Linked DNA regions of Homo sapiens: region 1 is linked to region 2. A link is a loop called in an ENCODE intact Hi-C map of the cell type or tissue named here. Cell type or tissue: heart left ventricle. All regions are shown on one strand. Each heading gives the region's core, and the rest is flanking DNA. Links, peaks and the distances in the headings are about the cores only. Region 1 holds the start of TRPM2-AS (TRPM2 antisense RNA). Region 2 overlaps TRPM2 (transient receptor potential cation channel subfamily M member 2).

Region 1 (11,195 bases), core at 1,971-9,970, 64 kb before region 2:
TGGAAGATAAAGTAGTTAGAAATCCACTTGCTCGGCCGGGCGCGGTGGCTCACGCCTGTAATCCCAGCACTTTGGGAGGCCGAGGCGGGTGGATCATGAGGTCAGAAGATCGAGACCATCCTGGCTAACAAGGTGAAACCCCGTCTCTACTAAAAATACAAAAAATTAGCCGGGCGCGGTGGCGGGCGCCTGTAGTCCCAGCTACTCGGGAGGCTGAGGCAGGAGAATGGCGTGAACCCGGGAAGCGGAGCTTGCAGTGAGCCGAGATTGCGCCACTGCAGTCCGCAGTCTGGCCTGGGCGACAGAGCGAGACTCCGTCTCAAAAAAAAAAAAAAAAAAAAAAAGAAATCCACTTGCTCAAAATATGTTAGAGCTAACAGTTATATAGCTAAGTATTATCAGACTTTAAGAAACAAATAATTATCTCCACCTCATACAAACATTCTCTTCTTTGTAAAGAAGAGAAAAGAAGGAAAGCTGACCAGCTCATTCATTGAGACTGGTATAACCTCATACCAAAACCAAAGTAAGACAGTACAAGAAATATAAATTATAGGCAAATTCCACTTTTGAACACAGATTTTTTAAAATCTTAAGTAAAATGTTAGTAAATTAACTCCAGCAGTACGTTAAATATAACAGAAGAGTTTATTCCAGGAATGCAAGGATGGCTCAACACTAAAGGAGCTATAAAAATAATTCACACACTAATTGGCTAAAGGGGAAACATCTTATAACTATCTCAATCAATGGCAGAAAAACCATTTAGTAGCATTCAGCCCCTGACAAATTGGGACTAGATAGAAACATTCCTAATCCAATAAAAGGTATTTATAAATTTCTTCAGTAAATACCATACTTAATGGTGAAATGTTGATAGCATTTCCATTAAGTCAGAAACAAGGAAGCCTGTTAATATTACCAATATTCTAAATTACACTGAAGAATTTACCCAGCACAATAAGGCAAGAAAAAGGAATGAGGCATGATTATTGTAAGGAGAAAGACAATATTGTTATTTGCAGAATATATATTATTTACATAGAAAATCTACAAACACATTTATATAATTAACGAGAAGGTTTAATAAAGTTGTTAGATACAAAGTCAGCAAACAAAATTAATAATGCCCCTATATATATTTTTAAAAATTGAAAATATAAAAAAATGTTATACACCAGGCATGGTGGCTCATGTCTGTAATCCCAGCACTCTGGGAGGCTGAGGCGAGTGGATCACCTGAGGTCAGGAATTCAAGACCAGCCTGGCCAACATGGTGAAACCCCATCTCTACTAAAAATACAAAATTAGCTGGGCATGGTGGTGGATGCCTGTAATTCCAACTACTCAGGAGGCTGAGGCAGGAGAATTGCTTGAACCCAGGAGGCAGAGGTTGTAGTGAGCCAAGATCACCCCATTGCACTCCAGCCTGGGCAACAAAAGTGAAATTCCATCTCAAAAAAAAAAAAAAAAAAAAAAAAAAGAAAAAGAAAAAAATGTTATAATTACCCCAAATAACAAAAGTTATCAAATACCTGAGGAATAAATATTATTTAAAAATGTAAGATCTTTATGAACAAAATTATAAAACTTTAGGGAAGGACAAAGAGAAGACATAAATAAATGTTGACAAATACAGTCATAGAAGACTCATTATCATAAAAGTGTCCATTGTCTCAAATTTTTCTATAAATTTAATACAATTCTTATCAATGGATTTGTCATGGAGCTAGAAAAACTGGCTTTTAAACTCACAAAAAAGCTAAAGGCTCAAGACTAGAAAAGGCAGGTTTAAAGACATGCTATCCCAGAGTCAGGATTACTGCAACGCTGTGGCAAATAGTGGCATGATCTGCTATGAGATGACTGGGACAGAGGCATACAGAGCTTTGAAAGAGGAGCCACACCTCAGGGGAGGAGCCAGACGTAAGGGGAGGAGCCACACCTCAGGGAGGAGCCAGACCTCAGGGAAGGAGCCACACCTCAGGGAGGAGCCACACCTCAGGGAAGAGCCACACCTAAGGGGAGGAGCCACACCTCAGGGAGGAGCCACATCTCAGGGGAGGAGCCACACCTCAGGGAGGAGCCAGACCTAAGGGGAGGAGCCACACCTCAGGGAGGAGCCACACCTCAGGGGAGGGGCCAGACCTAAGGGGAGGAGCCACACCTAAGGGGAGGAGTCACACCTCAGGGAGGAGCCACACCTAAGGGGAGGAGTCACACCTCAGGGAGGAGCCACACCTCAGGGAGGAGCCACACCTCAGGGGAGGAGCCACACCTCAGGGAGGAGCCACACGTCAGGGGAGGGGCCAGACCTAAGGGGAGGAGCCACACCTAAGGGGAGGAGCCACACCTAAGGGGAGGAGCCACACCTCAGGGAGGAGCCACACCTCAGGGGAGGGGCCAGATCTTAGCAGGAAATGAAGTCAGGCAGCTCACTTTCTCTGTGAATTCACAAAATAAATCAGGCCCCTCCTCACACCTTATACAATCAGCCTTCAGCTGTATTAAAGTCTCAGTGAAAAAAACTAATTTTAAAATGTATCAAATGAATATAGGAAGGTGTGTCTTTATAATTTCATAGAAAGAGAACACACCTAAGGAAATATAATGAAAATATGATTCGCAAGTCCACAACAGAAGCATGGTGCATACAGAAAGTGCTCTTCTGCACTACTAAAGCCCGCATGGACACCACGTCCTGCCAAGTCCTGACACACCTGCCTGTGTGGCAGCCACCCGTGAGAGCAGGTGCTCACGCCTTGTTGCCCATGCCAGGCACCTGCTGCTCTCCTCGTCAGCTTCCCATAGCCACCGGATGCACCTCCCTAAACACCCGCCCTTGCCCGTCCCACATACCCCCAACACCAGAGCGGGCCGCCTGCAGCTGCAGCCACCTGGCCAGGACCTCTGCTCTCAGGCCCCATCGCCTCCTACCACCTCCTTACTCAACCTCCGGCTCCAGGCAGAGGAGCCCACACCCTGTTCCAGAGCATTCTGCAAAGGCCTGCCACGCAGTCCCCCCGTCCTTCAGACCCTTTGGTTCCTCTGCTCCATGGTTCATGCCCCACATCCCGGCAACCCCCCAGTCCCAGGTTCTGGTGGCCCCTCCTCCACCTCCTCCTCATGGCAGGGTCCAAGACTCCCAGGCTCCTTCCTTCCAGGGCACTTGTAGGTGCTCACAGGACACTTGACACCTTTATTTTGGGTTTCCTCACCTGTGTGATGGGTGCAGCGCCGATCCTGTGGGGAACAGGATGCCAGGCGAGGCCACCTTCCCGGCCAGGTAAGCCTGCCAGTGCCCATCTCCGTGTCCCCTCCCTGCCGCACAGCCCCTGCCCATCCTCTGAGGCATCGTCCTCTCCCAGCACAGCCATCCCCACGTACACAGACAAATCCACGTCCCCAGATTACGGCAGGGACCATGGGGCAGGGCCTGCCCGAGGCCAGGGGGCAAGTCCCACGCCCCCAAGCCCAGTCCTGGGGGCTACGGAGATGCAGTGAGTTGATGTTTTCTTCCTTTCGGTGGCTCACGTGCTTTTTTTGATTTTGTTTTATGAGAAAAATGCTTCCTTTGCCCAGAGAGGAAACCTGCCCCCCAGGCAAACCCCAAAGGCTGACGGGGCGGGGCCCGCAGGGGGCACACTCACAGGGGCAACCCGGCCTGCACTGTGTACGGCCCGTGGAAGCTCCGGCGGTCCCTCAGGCCATCCACCACGTTGTACTGGATCGTGGACAGTGGCTCCAGGGTGCTGGGAGCAGAGGAGAAGGCGTGTCTGTGTGCCCGTGTTGCAGGTGGGACAGAGCAGACAGGCAGAGGGATCACCCCCCCACCAAGGGCCCAGCCGAGTAGCTGCAGGCTGGGTGTACACAACAGTAGGAGCTGGGCCCCTTCAGGCCCCCACGGGCCCCTCCTGCTCACCTGGACCTCCCCGGGCTGGGCTCTGACTGGGATTCTCAAGGGAGCCCCTAGGAGGCCCTGGGTTTGGGGCCAGCTGGGAGCACGGACAGCGGCTCATACTCACTCTCCCATGGGGTCCATGGCGGCCGCGTCCTTCCTCTCTGCCGTGTAAAAGGGTGGGTCATAGATCAGGAACTCCGTCTGTCGCAAAACAGGGAGTTTTCCCTCAGATTTTTACCCCCACTGCAAAGCTGGGCCAGGCACCAGGGTGAAAGGGCTGCTCAGCTGGGTCTGAACCCGACCCCAACATCCCAACATGCAGGGCAGAAGCTCCAAGCTGGGCAGATCCGGGTGCCAGGCAGAGCTGGGGGCTGGGCAGGGCCGGGGGCTGGGATCAGGGACCCCCACCCTGGGGCCAGCTGAAGGGCAGGTGGCCGTGACTTGGGGGCCTTGGGGGTCTTCCCAGAGTGGGGCAGGGGGCTAAGCTGGACCCTAGAGGCAAGGAGGATTCTATGTGGTAGAGACCAAGGGGAGGCAGCGGAAGCAGCAGCCTGGAATGTTCTGGATAGGCCAGAGAGAAGCCCTGCACCAGGAGGGCGGGGGTCTCCCAGGGGCCATTAGCCATCTCTCTGTCTCTGTGTCTCTGTCTCTCTTCCATGCCTGGCACCTGGAAAGGGGCCAGAGCCATTCACCGGGGTGGGTGGGGTCTAGGACCAGGGCATGACCTGGGGGAATGGGGCCGGGGGGCTGGGCCCTGGGATGGTCATGGGAGGAGCCTAAGCCTCGAGCTCTGTGGGGATCAGTGTGCCCCCCTCAGGCCCCTCCACCACCTCCAGCTGTGAGGCCCCTGTGACTTGACTTCTCTGTGCCTCGGTTTCCTCAAATGTCAAACAGGGGCTGCCAGACGCACAGATCCCCCTGTGGCTGCAGTGGCTGGGAGCCAGGATTAATACCAGATGGATGGGGACAGGGCCGCCCTCCCCTCCCCAGGGGCCCGGCCACTCCGCCTGGTTGGGCTTGGGCAGGCGCTCACCTCCCAGGGCACCTTCTCGTTGGGCACGGGGAAGCGCGTGACAGGGCAGTTGGGGTAGAGGAGGTGCCGGGCATTCACGTGGTAGCTGTCGCCCGGCTCCTCCGTCTTCTTCCTGCCTCCCGGCTCAGCATCCGGCTCCTCCGCGGCCTTCTGGGAGGCTGGGGACAGTCAGGAAGACGTGACGCAAGGCGGAGCCCGGGCTCAGGTGCCCGCCCGCAGGACAAGGACTTCCTCTGTGGTCCTTCCGCCAAAACATCTGGGCTCCTCCACCTCCCCGAGCCCAAATGGCCATGCAGGTCGAACACCAGCTCTGAAGTGGGCAGGGCCCCCAGGGAGGACAGCCACGGGAGCTCAGGCAGCGTCCCCGCCGGCACCTGCCTCTTTGTGCAGCGGCAGTCAGGGCCCTCGGCAATGAGCTGAACTCGCAGTGCGGTTACGAGGGCAAATATGCTCCTTGAGGGCCGGCGAAACTCAGCAGCCCGAGGAAGGCTACTGATGTGCATTTCATAGCCGGCTGCGAATTTAGGAAAACAGACTTTGCTTCTCGTCACTCAGCCTACGTGACCAGGTTCAGACACAGTCTGCAGCCGCCCGCCTCGCACCCCCACTCTGCAGTGCGGTATGTGGGGAGCTCAGGGCACAGCAGGCCAGGCCTCCCCGTGGACGTCCAGGAACCAGGTCAGGTCAGGGATTGGGCGGGGCCTCGGCGCCAGCGTCGGTGGGTGGGCTGAGTTCCTGAGGGCGCTGGCCCTGCCTGGAACAGGCTGCAGCCAGTGCCTTCCTCCTGGACAGAGCCCCCCACCCCCAGCTGCCTCTCCTCCCAACTGACCCCAGACCCAAAAGAAACAGGCGGCTGGAGACCAGCTGCTGGCCTGGCCACCCACTCACCCAGAGTGGGGACGTCCGCCTCCGAGCTGAAGCCGCTGGCCCGCAGCGTCCTCACGATCCAGTGCAGGGCTTGGGCTGTCTGGGCCACCTGGAAGGCATGGCCCGAGACACAGTGAGCACCTGCCACCCACACGCATGGTACACACCCCACTGCCCACCGAGACTTCACTCCCCCAGCCAGGAGCCCCACCCCTGTCACTCAGCCCCTGCGCCCTTTGAAAGTGAGACACCACGTCCTCCCCAGGCAGCCACCAAGCCAGCCAGAACGCTGCCCCAGGCCCACCCGGCTCCCCCCGGGGGCTGCCAAGTCACACATCTGATGGTGCAGCCTCCCCAAGAGACACAACAGTGGGACTGTCACTGCACTGGACAAGCCAGAGGATGGAGCCAGCATGAAGGCACAGTCAGGCAATTCTGCACCACAGGGAGAGGTCACAGGCCGCCAAAGCCAGAGGCTTCCAGGGTTCCTGCACCTCCCAGGAGGAGCCTCCCCAGAGGCTGATGCGCCTCCCACAGGGGACAGTGGGACATGTCTCACTCGTGTGGCTCAGTGCTGGGCACCCTGTCAGGGGTCCCAGCATGGCCAAGACAGGGGTAGAGGGCGGCCTGGGCAGACCCCTGGGTGCAACGGGCAGGACTGGTGGATGGTGGATGCCCCAGCAGCACAGGTCCCAGCCCTGCCCCACAGAGCAAGGCTGGGAGCAGCAGCACAGGGTGGCTGAGCCATCCACAGGGCTCAGCACTGCCCGCAGGGGCTGCCGTGGCCGCAGGTGCTGTTGTTGGACAGCACAGCCCGGCCCAGCTGGTGGACGTTGATGGGGTGGTGGGAGCAGACCCTGAGAGGCCGTCTCTAAGTCCTCCCCACCTCGGTCTTGCGGCCTCTCCAGGGCTCAGGCACAGAGTCCCACAGCCTCCCTGGAGGCCGGGAGGGGAGAAGCACTCTGTTTCCTGGGAGCAGCGAGGAGCACAGCCCGGCCGTGGAGGCCTCAGTGCACACAGAAGGAACTCAGTCACAGAAACCCTTGGGCGGGGTTTTCTGGAGGACACACAGGGTGCCTCTTCCAGCTGGGAATGGCTGCCCCAACGTTCCGGCCTCCTCCTCACCATCACTCCTCAGAGCCCTCCTTCTTGGTGCCACCACATGGCAGAGCCGCCCACCAGGCCCAGCAGTGGCACCTCCTGACGGAGGCCCCGACCTCGGACCCACCTGCTCCTCCAGGGAGGCCAACCTCTGCTCCATGGAGCCCGACCTCTTCAGTGGGTCCAGGTCCAGCAGGTCCACCATGGCGTCAACCCTGAAAGAGGAAGCAGCTGAGCTGGACGCACACCACACCTTGGGGCCCTGGGAACGCCACACCGCTCTGCAGACAGCCCTGCCAGATGCAGCCACCAAGGCCCTGTGTCAGCCTTTGCTTCCTCTTAATATGAAACTATTTCTAACATGCATTTCTCCCATAGAACCAAACTGCCCAGGGCCCCAGAGGGGAAGATGTCTCAGCAGACGGACAGCCGAGGCTCACATGGCAAGCTCTGGCAGCCTGTCGGTCCCAGGAGAGAGGGGGAGGTGAGTGAACTGAGGGAGGGCCAGGTGACAGGTCACAAACAATGAAACTTCCTCTGGGCACAGCAGAGGTTGGTTTTGTTTTGGGGGTGATGTGGCGCGGCACTGTTGCTTGGGGAATATTTGGTTTTTGTCTTATTTTGTGGGGGTCGTGGAGCAGTGCTGCTGTTCTAAGGATGTTTGGTGTCTGTCGTATTTTGTGGGGGTTGTGGAGCAGTGCTGTTTTTCTGGGAGTTATTTGGCTTCTGTCTTATTTTGTGGGGTTGTAGAGCGGCGCTATTATTCTGGAAATGTTTGGTTTCTGTCTTATTTTGTGGGGGTCGTGGAGCAGTGCTGCTGTTCTAAGGATGTTTGGTGTCTGTCGTATTTTGTGGGGGTTGTGGAGCAGCGCTGTTTTTCTGGGAGTATTTGGCTTCTGTCTTATTTTGTGGGGTTGTAGAGCGGCGCTATTATTCTGGAAATGTTTGGTTTCTGTCTTATTTTGTGGGGGTCGTGGAGCAGTGCTGCTGTTCTAAGGATGTTTGGTGTCTGTCGTATTTTGTGGGGGTTGTGGAGCAGCGCTGTTTTTCTGGGAGTATTTGGCTTCTGTCTTATTTTGTGGGGTTGTAGAGCGGCGCTATTATTCTGGAAATGTTTGGTTTCTGTCTTATTTTGCTTCGCCCAGCCTCGGCCTGCTGTGTTTATGGTTAAAATAACTCTGTGGGCAAACCCGAGTCTCCAGCTCTCATCCGCTGTCCCCTGGGCTCCCTCACTTCCTTTCATCCACAGCGCCCACTGCAAGTGATATTCTTATAATACACTGAGCAACTATTTTAGTAACACAGAAACTTTCTGGGGATATGACCCACTTTAAACAGTTATCTAGGGAGAGGGAAGAAAGTGATTTCGCTCCAGGCCTGGGCATCTCCTTTCACCCACATTTCATTTTGCTTAATCCCACAAAAGCCGCTTAACCGCACCTGCCATGTTTTCCCAGACAGCCTTGCAAACATGCGAGGGTGGTTACTGGAGCCTTCTCGGACCCGCGTGATTCCACCACCGTGAGATGCAGGAACTGTCTAGATTTGCAGACAGAGCTTGTCCTTGACCCCCAAAGCTCCAGCCCTGCCCTGTGGGCGAGGAGCTTTGGTGAACTCAGCTCACCTCAGTGCTGCAAGGTTATGGCACCCCACACTCATGCGCCTCCCAGGTGCCCAGCTTCTTCACTGGAGGAGGGGACGGTGACCAGGCTAGGGCCCTTGGTACGGGCTGAGGAGCTCTTTCCTCACTTTCCCTGGAGCCCGTGTTCTGCAAGATCAGGTCGACTGAAGCACATCAGCTTCTGTCCCAGGCCCCTCTGCGGATGAGCAAGAGCTGCTGACCAATGGGAGTGACAGCTCAGCACACCAGCCAGCGGCCCAGCGGAAACACGTTCTGCAGGCTCATCTTGGGAAAACTTCTACTCACATACAAATATGCATTAGAGTCAGGGTCTCACCCTGTCACCCAGGCTGCAGTGCAGTGGCACCATCATGGCGCACTGCAGCCTCGAACCCCTGGCCTCAGCCTCCTGAGCAGCTGGGACTCTGACCCCATGTGCACCACCACACCTGGCTACTCTTTCCTTTTTTGTTGTTGTTTTTTTATTTTTTGTAGAGATGGGGTCTCACTATGTTACCCAGGCTGGTCTCAAACTTTTGGCCTCAAGAAATCCTCCTGCTGTGGCCTCCTTAGTAGCTGGGATCACAGGCATGAGCCACCGTGCCTGGCTAATTGTTATTTTTATTTTTTGTAGAGATGGGGGTCTCACTATGTTGCCTAGGTTGGTCTTGAACTCCTGGGCTCGAGCAATCCTCCCACCTCAGCCTCCCAAAATGTTGGGATTACAAGCATGAGCCACTGTGCCTGGCCTGCAAAGTTATATTTTAGTTAAGCTTTTTCAACCTCAGAAAATAACTGGAGGCGCCCAACTTCCACTGAGCACCTAGGCTGGGAAATAGGCAGCAGACCAGCTCTGAGCTTTAAGATGTCTGGGATAGGGCAGGAGCTGAGAGGCATTTGGGACTAAATTTTTTTTTTTTTTAGGTGGAGTCTTGCTCTGTCGCCCAGGCTGGAGTGCAGCAGCGCGATCTCAGCTCACTGCAACCTCCGCCTCCTGGGTTCAAGCGATTCTCCTGCCTCAGCCTCCCAAGTAGCTGGGATTACAAGCGCACGCCACCACACCCGGCTAATTTTTGTATTTTTAGTAGAGATGAGGTTTCACCATGTTAGCCAGGATAGTCTTGATCTCCTAACCTTGTGATCCACCCACCTTGGCCTCCCAAAGTGCTGAGATTACAGGCGTGAGCCACCGCGCCCGGCCTGGGACTGATTCATTTGGGGTCCAGCCCACTCCCTTAAGGCAGGAGGCTGCAAAGTTGCTGGGGCCTGCATTCCAGGCCACACCGCTGGCCAGTGGTGGAAGCTGAGCCACCTCTCTCACTTTCCTGGGCCTCCACTTCCTCATGGGTAAAAGTGGAAGGAAAAATACCTCCCTCTGCAAAAGGGTTGAGCGAGATGATGCAGGTGAAGGGTGTGGTCCTCAATGAGCCCTTAACACATGCCAGCCATCATATTCCAGCCCTGACTATGTTGGTCATCAGCAGAGCTGTGGCCTTCCAGCTTCATCCTGACATGCGGAGGCCGCCTTTCAGAAACTCTCCCAAGCACCTTCCCCCAGCATCTGGGCCCTGGGCATGGCCACTGCTCAAAGTCCCAGACGAGGCCATCCATCAAAGCTGTACTTGGCAACAGCAAGTAAGAGAAGGTTGTCAGGGCACTGCATGGCCCCAGGCCCCCCTCCTCTGTAAGTGGACCATCAGAGCCAAACGTCAGGGCTGAGCAGGCCTGGAGACCAGCGACCCCAGCCTCCTGCAACCCTGCCAGGCCAGGAACTAACAGCAGTTCCAGAATTGCATAGGATTTCCTCAGTGCCTTCTAGGCACTGGGCCTGCTCTACATCCCAGGATACTATGGGGAACATGTGGGACTCTGTCCCTACTCTCACATGGAGCCTGGCAGTTAGACATGACACAACCCACAAACCCACCAGCCAACCAACCAACATCCAGATTCCAGAACGACAGGGGATGGGGACAGGGTGGGTGGAGGGCAGGAAAGGCCCTCCAATGAAGTGAGGCTTGAATAGAGAGAGACAGCAAGTCCTGACTCTCTCTGGGAGAAGACTGTTCTAGGCAAAGAGCATGCCAAGGGCTCAACTGGAAGTCATCATGCCCAGACTCAAGCAAACAGGACACGTGTATCTAGTTCACTCAGAATGGGAGCTAGAAGGGGCTTTGACATCAGCTAGTTCATTAAGGTCCTCACATTGTCACCATCGTCATTACTATTGCCATCATAATCACCATCATCACTATCATCACCACCACCACATCCACCATCGTCACCACCACCAGCACCAGCACCACCACTACCATCACTACCACCACTGTCACCATCACCATTACCATCCACCACCACCACCATCACCGCTACCACCATTACCACCATCAGAAGCACCATCACCACCATCACCACCACCACCACTGCCAACATCACCATCAACATCACCACCACTACCATCACCACCACCACCACCACCACTGCCATCATCACCATCAACATCACCACCACTACCATCACCACCACCATCACCACCACTTCCATTACAGCCATCAGAATCACCATCATCATCACCATCACTACCACCATCACCAACACCACCACCATCACAATCACCACCACATCACCATCATCACCAACATCACCACTACCACCACTACCATCACCACCAC
Region 2 (10,639 bases), core at 688-8,687:
GCATTGAGTGGACAGGTCACACTCGACAGGTACCAAGTTCAGGGCTCCAGACGCCAGCACAGAGATCAGTGCCACCCTCCCCACCTCCAGGACAGTGGCACCCAATCACTGTCTCAGAACCCTCCAGAAGGCTGGTCAACACTCAAGTCTCAGAACCCTCCAGAAGGCTGGTCAACATGCAAGTCTCAGAACCCTCCAGAAGGCTGGTCAACACGCAAGTCTCAGAACCTCCAGAAGGCTGGTCAACACACAAGTCTCAGAACCCTCCAGAAGGCTGGTCAACACGCGAGTCTCAGAACCCTCCAGAAGGCTGGTCAACACGCGAGTCTCAGAACCCTCCAAAAGGCTGGTCAACACGCGAGTCTCAGAACCCTCCAGAAGGCTGGTCAACATGCAAGGGGCTGAGCCTCTGACTCCACAGGCCTGGGATGGGGCCTGAGAATTGGTCAGAGATGGCTGGTCCAGGGACCTCAGTGAGGTTGTGCACGAGAGAACCTAACCCTGCACCTGGGCCTCCCTCCAGCAGTCTGCACCCTCACAGCGCTCTCCTGCAGGCCAGGCTCAGCCTGGATCCCGCCATGCCTGGCCCAGACTCCTCGCAAGGACTCTCGCGTTTGCTTCCAGACTTGCCACATGGGCCTCCCTGCTATCCTGGGCCCCTTCCCCCAGCTTTTCCCTCCCTCCCCACACCCTTCCTACCATTCTCCCAGCACACCCTGAGCGCATCTGTGTCCTGCATCCCTCTCCTTCCTCCCTACTCCCTCCCAGGCCCTGACAAATGCCGCCCAAGGACACCCAGCCAGAATTCACTCACCACTCCCAGCTTGCACCTTCCTAGAAAGCTCACTGTGCCCCACCCTGCTTTGCAGATGGCCAAGCACTCTGAGAGTGGGGTGCATGTCTTGCTTGCCTTGCAGAGCCCCTCCCCGCCGCTTCCCTTGCTGTGCAGTGGGCTCTATGCACCCTGGAGCTTTGCCAGCCTCCTGCTCTTGCCCCAGGAAATGCCGACCACCGCGTGTCACTGTGGGGCCATGCAGCTCCACCTACAGTTCAGAGCGAGAGTGATGGAAACCAACCTTTTTCACCTTCTGGCTCAGGCCCGTGAAGACGATGTCGCCAAAGGCATCGGTTGGCATCTCCTGGACATGTTTCTTTGGGTCCCACTGTGTGCCCTGGAAGGTGTGGGGCTTGGTAGCCTCCTCCAAGTGCTGCTCATGCGTGTAGCCACACTGACACACCACCTTCCTGCAAAGACACAGCACCAGTCACCCAGGGAGTGTGGTGCCCTTCCTGCTCCCTGTGAAGGCATCAGAGGAGGCCCAGTGGAAAGCCGCAACCTTCCCCCACCCAGCAAAAACAAAGCACCTGCCCTTCCAGCCATGGGGGAGGCAGCAAAGGCCTAATGGTGGGCTGGAGCTCTTCTCACCCTCAGCAGTAACAAGAAGCCTCCCCAGGAAGTGTCAGTGGATCAGTGGAGGCTACAGGGGGGCTTAGACTTCACCCTTTGTGGGGCAGTGATGGGGGGACCTCCTTCCTTCACCATAGACATGTCAAGAGGACCAGCTAAAACTCAAGATCTTGAGTCTCTTAACATAAAATCTAAACTATCAAGGTTTCAATCAAACATCACTAGTTTTAACAAGAGACAGGAAAATCTCAACCAGGATGAAAAAAGACAGCTAACAGCCACCAACGCCAAGATGACACAGATGTTAGAATTATCTGAAAATGATTTTAAAGCAGCCACATTAGAAATGCTTCAACAAGCAATCATGAACATGCTCAAAACAAATGAAAAAATATAAATTTCCAGTAAAAAAAGAGAAGATATACCAAATGCAAACTTTAGAGCTGAAAAATGCAGTAACTGAAATAAAAAACTCAAAGGATGGACCTAACAGCAGGATGGAGGAGACAGAGGAAAGAACCCAGGAGCAGGAAGATATAACAGTAGAAATTGCCCAATAAGAACAACAGAGAGAAAACAAACAAACAACAACAAAGAAAAAATACACAAGTAAACAAAACCTCTGGGACCTGCAGCACTATAACAAAAGATCATACATTCATGCTCAGAGTTCCAGAAGGAAAAGAAAAAGACAGTGATCCTGAAAATGTATGTAAAGAAGTCATGGCCAAAATTTCCCATATTTGACAAAAAAGACATAAACCTACACACGCTACAATCTGAGTGAACACCAGACAGGATAAATCCAAAGAGATACATGCCAAGACACACAACAGTTAAACTTCCAAAAACTAAAAACAAATAAAAACTTTTAAAAGCGGCGAGGCGCAGTGGCTCACGCCTATAATCCCAGCCCTTTGGGAAGCTGAGGCAGGTGGATCACAAGGTCAGGAGTTCGAGACCAACATGGCCAACATGGTGAAACCCTGTCTCTACTAAAATCTAAAAAATCAGCTGGGCATGGTGGCAGCAGCCTGTAACCCCAGCCACTCGGGACGCTGAGGCAGGAGACTCGCTTGAACCCAGGAGATGGAAGTTGCAGTGAGCCCAGATGGTGCCACTGCACTCCAGCCTGGGAGACAGTGGGAGACTCCTCAAAAAAAACAAAAAAAACACCTCAGAAAAGACAGGAAGTTTGGACCTTCTTAATTGAAGGAAGGCTAGGGAATTTGTCACGAGCAGACACACCCTAAAAGAATGGCTAAAGGACATTCTCTAAACAGAAAGGAAACAAGAAAAGGAATTTTGAAATATCTGAAAGGAAGAAAGAATAACAAAAAGAGTAACCCCTTGAATTTCATAACTGATGTTTGATGGCTGAAGCAAAAATTATAACACTATCTGACATGGTTTTCTTTCTTTCTTTTTTTTTTTTCTTGAAATGGAATCTCGCTCTGTCACCCAGGCTAGAGTGCAGTGGCGCCGATCTTTGCTCACTGCAAGCTCCGCCTCCCAGGTTCACGCCACTCTCCCACCTCAACCTCCCAAGTAGCTGCGACCACAGGCGGCCATCACCACATCTGGCTTTTTTTTTTTTTTTTTGTATTTTTAGTAGAGACGGGGTTTCACCGTGTTAGCCAGGATGGTCTCCATCTCCTGACCTCGTGATCCGCCCACCTCAGCTTCCCAAAGTGCTGGGATTACAGGCTTAAGCCACCATGCCCGGCCCTCATTTCAATATATGTAGAAGAAATATTTCAAGCAATTATATTATAGATTAAGAAGGGGACAGAGATGTAAAAGGAGATAATGTTTCTATATTTCACTCAAACTGGTAAAATGTCAACATCAGCAGATTGTGATAAGCTGTATTATATAATATACTATCTAGAGCAACCCCTTTAAGAAAAAGTGATACAAGAAGATACACTCAAAAATAGTATGGTGTAAGCAGTGGCTCACGCCTGTAATCCGAACACTTTGGGAGGCCAAGGTGGGCAGATTGCTTGAGCTCAGGAGCTTGAGACCAGCCTGGCCAACATGGCCAAACCTTGTCTCTACCAAAAATACAAAAATTAACCGGGCATGGTGGTGCATGTCTGTAGTCCCAGCTATTCAGGAGACTGAGGTGGGAGGATCACCTGAGCCCAGCGAGGTGGAGGGTGTAATGAGCCGAGATCGTGCCACTGTACTCCAGCCTGGGCAACAGAGTGAGACTCTGTCTCCAAAAAACAAAAATAGTATGAATAATCAAAATAGAATTCTAAAAAATGTTCAAGTAACCCACAAGAAGGCAAAAAAAAAACACAGAACAAACAGAAAACAAAAAATAAAATGGCAGACATAAGCCCTAACATACCAATAATTACACTAAATATAAATTTTCTAAATATGACAATTAAAAAACAGATTGACAGAATGTATTTAAAAAAATAGGACCCAATTATTTGACGTCTACCAAAATCTCACTTGAAGTGTAATGACACAGGCAAGGCGAAAGGGAAAGGAATATTCAGCAGTTAAATAATGTTGACACAACGCCGAGTGTGGTAGCTCACACCTGTAATCCCAGCACTGTGGGAGGCCAAGGCGAGTGGATCATTTGAGGTCAGGAGTTCAAAGCCATCCTGGACAACATGGTGAAGCCCTGTCTCTACTGAAAATACAAAAATTAGCCAGGCGTGGTGGCGCATGCCTGTAGTCCCAGCTACTCCCAGTTGCCGGGAGGCGGAGGTTGCAGTAAGCTGAGATCGTGCCATTGCACTCCAGAGAATGAGACTCCATATCAAAAATAATAATAATAATAATATTGACACAAGCAGCAACTTGGATGGATATCAAGTGCGCTGTGCTGAGGGAAAAAGACACGGGTCATGTAGCGTATGATTCCATTGACGTAACATCCTTGAAATGACACAATGATAGGCATGAAGAAAGACTGGTGGTTGCAGGGATCAGGGATGATGGGGGAGAAGGTGAGCTGACCATACGGAGGAAGTACAGGAAGAGCTCGGTGGAGATGGACAGTGCTGTATCTTGACCACGGTGGTAGTTACACAAATACACATGTGAAAAATGACATAAGGCCAAGAGCGGTGGCTCACACCTGTAATCCCAGCACTTTGGGAGGCCGAGGCAGGCAGATCAGTTGAGGTCCCGAGTCCGAGACCAGCCTGACCAACATGGTGAAACCCCATCTCTACTAAAAATATAAACATTAGCTGGGCGTGGTAGTGCTCACCTGTAGTCCCAGCTACTCAGGAGGCTGAGGCAGGAGAATTGCTTGAACCCAGGAGGCGGAGATTGCAGTGAGCTGGTGTGGTGCCACTGCACTCCAGCCTGGGCAGCAGAGCAAAACTCCATCTCAAAAAAAAAAAAAAAAGACATAAAACTAAACACATGCATTCTACCAGCTTTAATTCCTGGCTTGGGTACTGTACTACAGTTATGCAGAATGTAGCCACAGGGGGAACCGTGGGGCCCTTCTGCAGTATCTTTGGAACTTCTGTACATCTGTAATTATTTCAAAATAAAAAGTTAAAAGCACACACAAATGGAGGCTCCAAGCAGACGACATGGGGCTAGCACCTCGCCCAAGGTCTCCCACCTCCTCCCCTCGCCTGGGGACGGCAGGAGCTGCCCGAGTCGCCAGCCTTCAGGACCTGCTACTCTGCCTCCTCCCCTTCCTCTGGCAAGAATGCGGCAATCTCTTTCTTCAACTGCTAACTTCCCTCTTTTTTCTTTGTGGGTTGAAGTCTTTTTTTGCTTTACTGCAATTCATTGGTGTTTCAGGGCAAGAAGAGATAAATTTATGTGTTCTTTGTAACTTGTTTAATTGGAAATCCACCATATTTTTAGATTCCAATTTTTTGCTGGTAACAAATAACCTAGAAAAGTTCAGATGAGGCTGGGCATGGTGCCTCATGCCTGTAATCCCAGCACTTTGGGAGGCTGAGGTGGGCGGGTCACAACATCAAGAGTTCGAGACCAGCCTGGCTAATATGGTGAAACCCTGTCTCTACTAAAAATACAAAAATTAGCCAGGTGTGATGGTGCACAGCTGTAGTCCCCGCTACTCAGGAGGCTGAGGCAGGAGAATCGCTTGAGCCCGGGAGGTGGAGGTTGCAGTGAGCCAAGATCAGGCCATTGCACTCCAGCCTGGGTGACAGAGCAAGACTCCGTCTCAAAAAAAATATATATATATATACATATATATGTGTATATATATACACAGATGAGACAGGAAAAAAATGGACCAATCAGTGCTCTGTAAAATGGACCAATCAGCGCTCTGTAAAATGGACCAATCAGCAGGACATGGGCGGGGACAAATAAGGGAATTAAAAAAAAACAAACAAAAAAACTCTAAAACCAGATGAAACCTGAACCAGATGGCACAGGGGAAAGACCACTGAGCAGTGAGAAAGGAAACAGGTTTCCCCGCCACGTATTGACTGTGTGATCTCGGATGTTTCTACACTCAGTTTCTCAATCATTAAAATGGAAAAAATAATTCCTCCCGGATGTGCACCCTACAAATCCAAATCCGTACAAACCCCTAAGGTCACGCTCAAGGCACTTCAGACTTGCAGGGATCTTGCGAGCACCTGATGTTGAGAGGTGAAGCCAGCTAGACTTCTGGGTTGGGTGCGGACTTGGAGAACTTTTCTGTCTTACAAGAGGATTGTAAAATGCGCCAATCAGCACACCATAAAATGGACCAATTGGTGCTCTGTAAAATGGACCAATCCGCACACTGTAAAATGGACCAAGCCATGCTCTGTAAAATGGACCAATCAGCACACTGTAAAATGGACCAAGCAGTGCTCTGTAAAATGGACCAATCAGCACACTGTAAAATGGACCAAGCAGTGCTCTGTAAAATGGACCAATCAGCGCTCTGTAAAATGGACCAATCAGCAGGACACGGGCGGGGACAAATAAGGGAATAAAAGCTGGCCACCCCTCCAGCCAGCAGCGGCAAACTGCTCGGGTCCCCTTTCACGCTGAGGAGTCTTTGTTCTTTCGCTCTTCACAATATATCTTGCTGCTGCTCACTCTTTGGGTCCCTGCCATCTTCAAGAGCTGTGACACTCACCGCGAAGGTCCCCGGCTTCACTCTTGAAGTCAGCGAGACCAAGACCCCCGGGAAGGAACCAACTCCGGACACAATGTGACCTCCACTGTTTATGGATGAGAGACCTGGGTCGGAGGTGGGGAAAGGAGTTCCCTAGACAAGGACCTGAGCTCTCCCGTCTTGCTCCAATGCTGCCCCAAATGTCCTTGTATGTTCCTAACAGCCTATCACAAGCTACCTCCTGTCCCTCTTGTCCTTGAACGATCACCTCTGATGAGATTGGAACTTGAACCTGCATGGCGTTTGCAAGCCTGATGTGATGCTGGAAACTGCATTGCGGACACTGATCCAGAAATTACATCGCCGGAGAGCTCGCTCGGAACTCGGCCCAGATAGGCGTAAACGGGACACCACCCCCGGCACCCCACGGGAAATGAGAGCTCTTGGAGGTGTATTCTCTCCAACCTGGGCTCCTTCCTGCCACCCAAGGGGGGCTCCCTGCCTCCCCACCCCCACCGCATGTGCGCGTGAATTCTGAGGCATCCCCTCCAGTCTCTGCGCTCACAGATGAGGATTGGTGGCCCAGGGAAGAGAAGTCATCTGCCCAAGGTCATGAGATCCATGGTGGCAAAATGTGAGCACAAAGGTCTGGACCAGGGTGGCCACAGCAGACACGGAAATGAGACGAGTCTGTGCAGAGCTGAGGAGGGTTACCAGGACGTGGGGCTAAGCAGTGGGATTACCCGGGCGGGTGTCGAGGGGCTCCAGGTCTGGACGAGTGGGGTAGGAAGACCCTACCATGCTTAATGGAAACATGTAAGTGGTATAAATAAATCTGCTTGAAAAGCTGTGTTTGTGGCAGACGATGCTCACCACTCGTTCCGCCCTGGTCTTTCCACAAGAAGGAGGGACATTCCATCCACTCCTCAGGAAGGAACAGCCAGGAACACACCTGGTCCCTCTTCCCATCCTGCTGCAGTGACCACCGTGGTTGGTGAGATGAGAGCGGCTTCTGTGCGGGACAGACTCGGTGCAGCAGATCTCAGGTTGCCTTCTCAGAGGGGCCTGCTTTCAAGGTGGTGTCTGGGAACGGGGCTTTTGGAGCGTCTCTCCGTCCCCTGACTGCTAGGAGTGCTTTGCCGGGCCTGGACTGTTCCTGCAATGGGTTTGTGCTGAACAGCTGCTTTCCTGCTGGGAGTCTGGGATTTGGGTGGTTGCCATGCAGAGGGGCCCACGTGGCCAGCGCAGGATGCACGCCCTGGGCTCTGAGCCTCGAATGGGCTTTGCAGGTGGCCACGTGCTTCTCGGCTAGAGGAAGGAGCATGCATGGCGCCTGCACAGGAGAGCCGCAGCAGCCTGCCCTCAGATTCTCCAGACTCGGCCTGTGTCTTTCTCCCTTGCCAAGCCCATCACGTAGGCCTTCACCATGATAAACCTTAGCTGTGTGCACAGCTGTGAGTCCTAGCAAACCCCTGAGCATGGGGGATGGCTTTGGGGACCTCCAGAAGCAAGTCTGTCCTGCTTACATCTGATCCAGGTCAGCACCCCTTCCTCTCTGGGCCCTGCTGCCCCAAGGGTTTCCACTTCCATGTGAGAAGCACGCAGAGCCGACTGGCAGAGGCCCCAGACCCACGGGGCCTCACCTAGGCTTCTCAGGACACAGCAGGTCAGGGTGTCAGCGGCGTTCAAACCAGAGTGAGTCCCATCTTGAATAGGCGCTGGGTGAAATGAGGCTGAAACCTGCTGGGCTGCCTTCCCAGACGGTTAAGGCATTCTAAGTCACAGGATGAGACAAGAGGTCAGCAGAAGACACAGGTCACAAAGACCCTGCTGATAAAACAGGGTGCAAGACACTGGGTAAAACCCACCAAAACCAAGATGGCGACGAAAGTGGGCTCTGGTTATCCTCGCTGCCCATTACACGCTAATTATAACATATTAACATGTAAGAGACACTCCCACCAGCACCATGACAGTTGGCAGATGCCATGGCAACATCAGAAATACCCTGTATGGTCTGAAAGAAAGAGGAAATCAGTTCTGGGAAATCCCCGCTCCTTTCCCATAAAACTCATGAATAATCCACCCTTGTTAAGCACATGATCCAAAACTACCATAAAAATAGCCAACCAGCCAAGCACGGTGGCTTATGCCTGAAATCCCAGCACTTTGGGAGGCCAAGGCTGGTGGATCACCTGAGGTCAGGAGTTCCAGACCAGCCTGGCCAACATGGTGAATCGCATGAACCTGGGAGACGAAGGTTGCAGCGAGCCAAGATCATGCCATTGCACTCCAGCCTGGGCGACAGAGCGAGACCCCGTCTCAAAAAAAAAAAAAAAAAATAGCCAAGCAGCAGCCCTCAGGGCTGCTCTGCCTATGGAGAAGCCATTCTTTTATTCCTTTACATTGTTAATAACTTGCTTTCACTTTACTCTGTGGACTCGCTCCAAATACTTTCTCGTGTGAGATCCAAGAACCCGCCCTTGGGGTCTGGATCGGGACCCCTTTCCAGTAACAAGGGTGAGCTCCGAGGCTGGAGTACCACTGCTCTACAGACCCCGCTCCTTCCACATGGGGCTCTTCATCACTGTCTCTACATCCAGCCCTCCATGGCCGCGAGTTTTGCATCTGCAGATTCAGCCAAACGCAGACTAAAAATATTCAGGAAAAAAAAAACAATTAAAAATAACATAGCCAGATGCAGTGGCTCACGCCTGTAATCCCAGCACTTTGGGAGGCCGAGGCGGGTGGATCACCTGCCTCGGCCTCCCAAAGTGCTGGGATTACAGGCGTGAGCCACCGCGCCCGGCCCAAAAATACAAATTTTTTAAATGCAGTATAACTATTTTTATAACATCTACATTGTATCAGGTATTATAAGTAATCTAGAGATGATTTAAAGTATGCTGAAGGATGTACATAGTTTATATGCAAATACCACACCATCTCATATCAGTGACTTGATATGAGATTTTGGGACTGATACGAGATATGGGATTTTGGTGTCCGTGGGTGTCCGGGAACAATTCCCCAGGGATGCGGAGGGACAGCTGTTGTATTGGTGACCGTGAAACTCTGATGATGTACCGAGTACACTAGAGGTACCCTGGGGCAACACAGTCTTCTTCTATTTCCCAAGCACAGGATGCTTCTCCCTCCCCATATTCAGTAAATATGAGCTGAAGGCCACTCTCTGGGAATTAACACAACACTCTGCTTTCGTCCCAGCCCCCCAGAAGCTCAGCAGCTAGCAAGAAAGATGAACACAAAGCCACACAGTTACAGCACGACAGCTGGGATCAAAGAGAAACACACGGTGCGGTAGGAGGGAAGCTCACTTCCTGGTAGAGGTTGTATAGTCACGGAAGGCTGCACGGCAGAGGCAGCATCTGCAATAGGCCTTGAGGGATAAGTAGGAGCTCACCAGGCAATGGAGTAAAAGGAGGAAGCGTGTGGCCCATTTGTGGAAGAGCATGAAATGGGTGTTGCTCGGGGAGGGCACACAAACATGAATCAACACTCTGTCCGTGCCTAAAGGGGCGCCAACTGCGGGGAGCACCATCGGCTCCGGAGGGCCATATCCAGCCACTCAGAGACAGTGGCCATGTTGCCTGGGCGGGGGTCTTGGCCACACCTGAGTCGTGGGCTCTGTGGGGAGGAGGGGCAAAGGGGGCTCTGTGGGGCCTGGGGGCAAGTCGGGCCTCTGGCTTTGGCAAGCTGTGCAGGGGGGCAGTCTTCTGGCCATGGACTCTCCCTAAGGCCCTTCCAGTTCCTGGACCCTGGGACTCTCTCTCTTGGGGTGGGGGCAGGTGTGGAAATGAGAGGATTAGAGGATGCATCTGTGTTCACACCACTGGGCCTCGCCGCGCGACAGTGCCCTTATGACCCTGAACAAGTCACCTAAACTCTGCACTTTGGTCCCTGCACCTGCGAGGCAGGATGAGGGTCAACTGTCCCCGACAGGAGGCTTGCAAGGGTTAGGTGGAAATGCTCTGTGGACTCTAAGCCTCGTATGGAGACAGAGGTATCTCCAGTGACCCTTCACTGAGGCCCTGAGGGGTCTTGGCCTGATCAGCTACTCCATGTGGGATCGGAAGGAAGAAGTCAGAGGTCTTACACACAAATCACGTCACTTACCCAGCATCAGACAGTTT

Evidence for each region. Hi-C counts contacts between places; a loop is a spot of excess contacts. Peaks named below come from ENCODE experiments on the same cell type or tissue, not always from the same donor. Only the 100,000 strongest peaks of a DNase experiment are listed, where the experiment ranks them.
Region 1: it touches region 2 in a loop (4-fold over the local background); 6 of 110 quality-filtered maps call a loop at or near these places.

Annotation. Positions count from the first base shown.
Region 1 is chr21:44,419,567-44,430,761 of GRCh38, reverse strand. TRPM2 (transient receptor potential cation channel subfamily M member 2) reads right to left here. Exons shown (of 32, transcript NM_003307.4): 23 at 7,030-7,117; 24 at 5,823-5,910; 25 at 4,935-5,092; 26 at 4,026-4,102; 27 at 3,651-3,752. It overlaps TRPM2-AS (TRPM2 antisense RNA), which reads left to right and starts at 5,199. Exons shown (of 3, transcript NR_109964.1): 1 at 5,199-5,612; 2 at 7,281-7,386. RefSeq lists enhancers at 2,453-3,364, 3,365-4,276, 7,292-7,351. In heart left ventricle, for the core only: no CTCF peak of the experiment used is centred there; no DNase peak of the experiment used is centred there; H3K27me3 peaks cover 1,110 bases.
Region 2 is chr21:44,354,720-44,365,358 of GRCh38, reverse strand. It overlaps TRPM2 (transient receptor potential cation channel subfamily M member 2), which reads right to left. Exons shown (of 32, transcript NM_003307.4): 2 at 10,623-10,639; 3 at 1,077-1,245. Among named protein-coding and RNA genes, the nearest start is that of TRPM2, 6.4 kb to the right of the region's middle. In heart left ventricle, for the core only: no CTCF peak of the experiment used is centred there; a DNase peak (open chromatin) is centred at 5,008.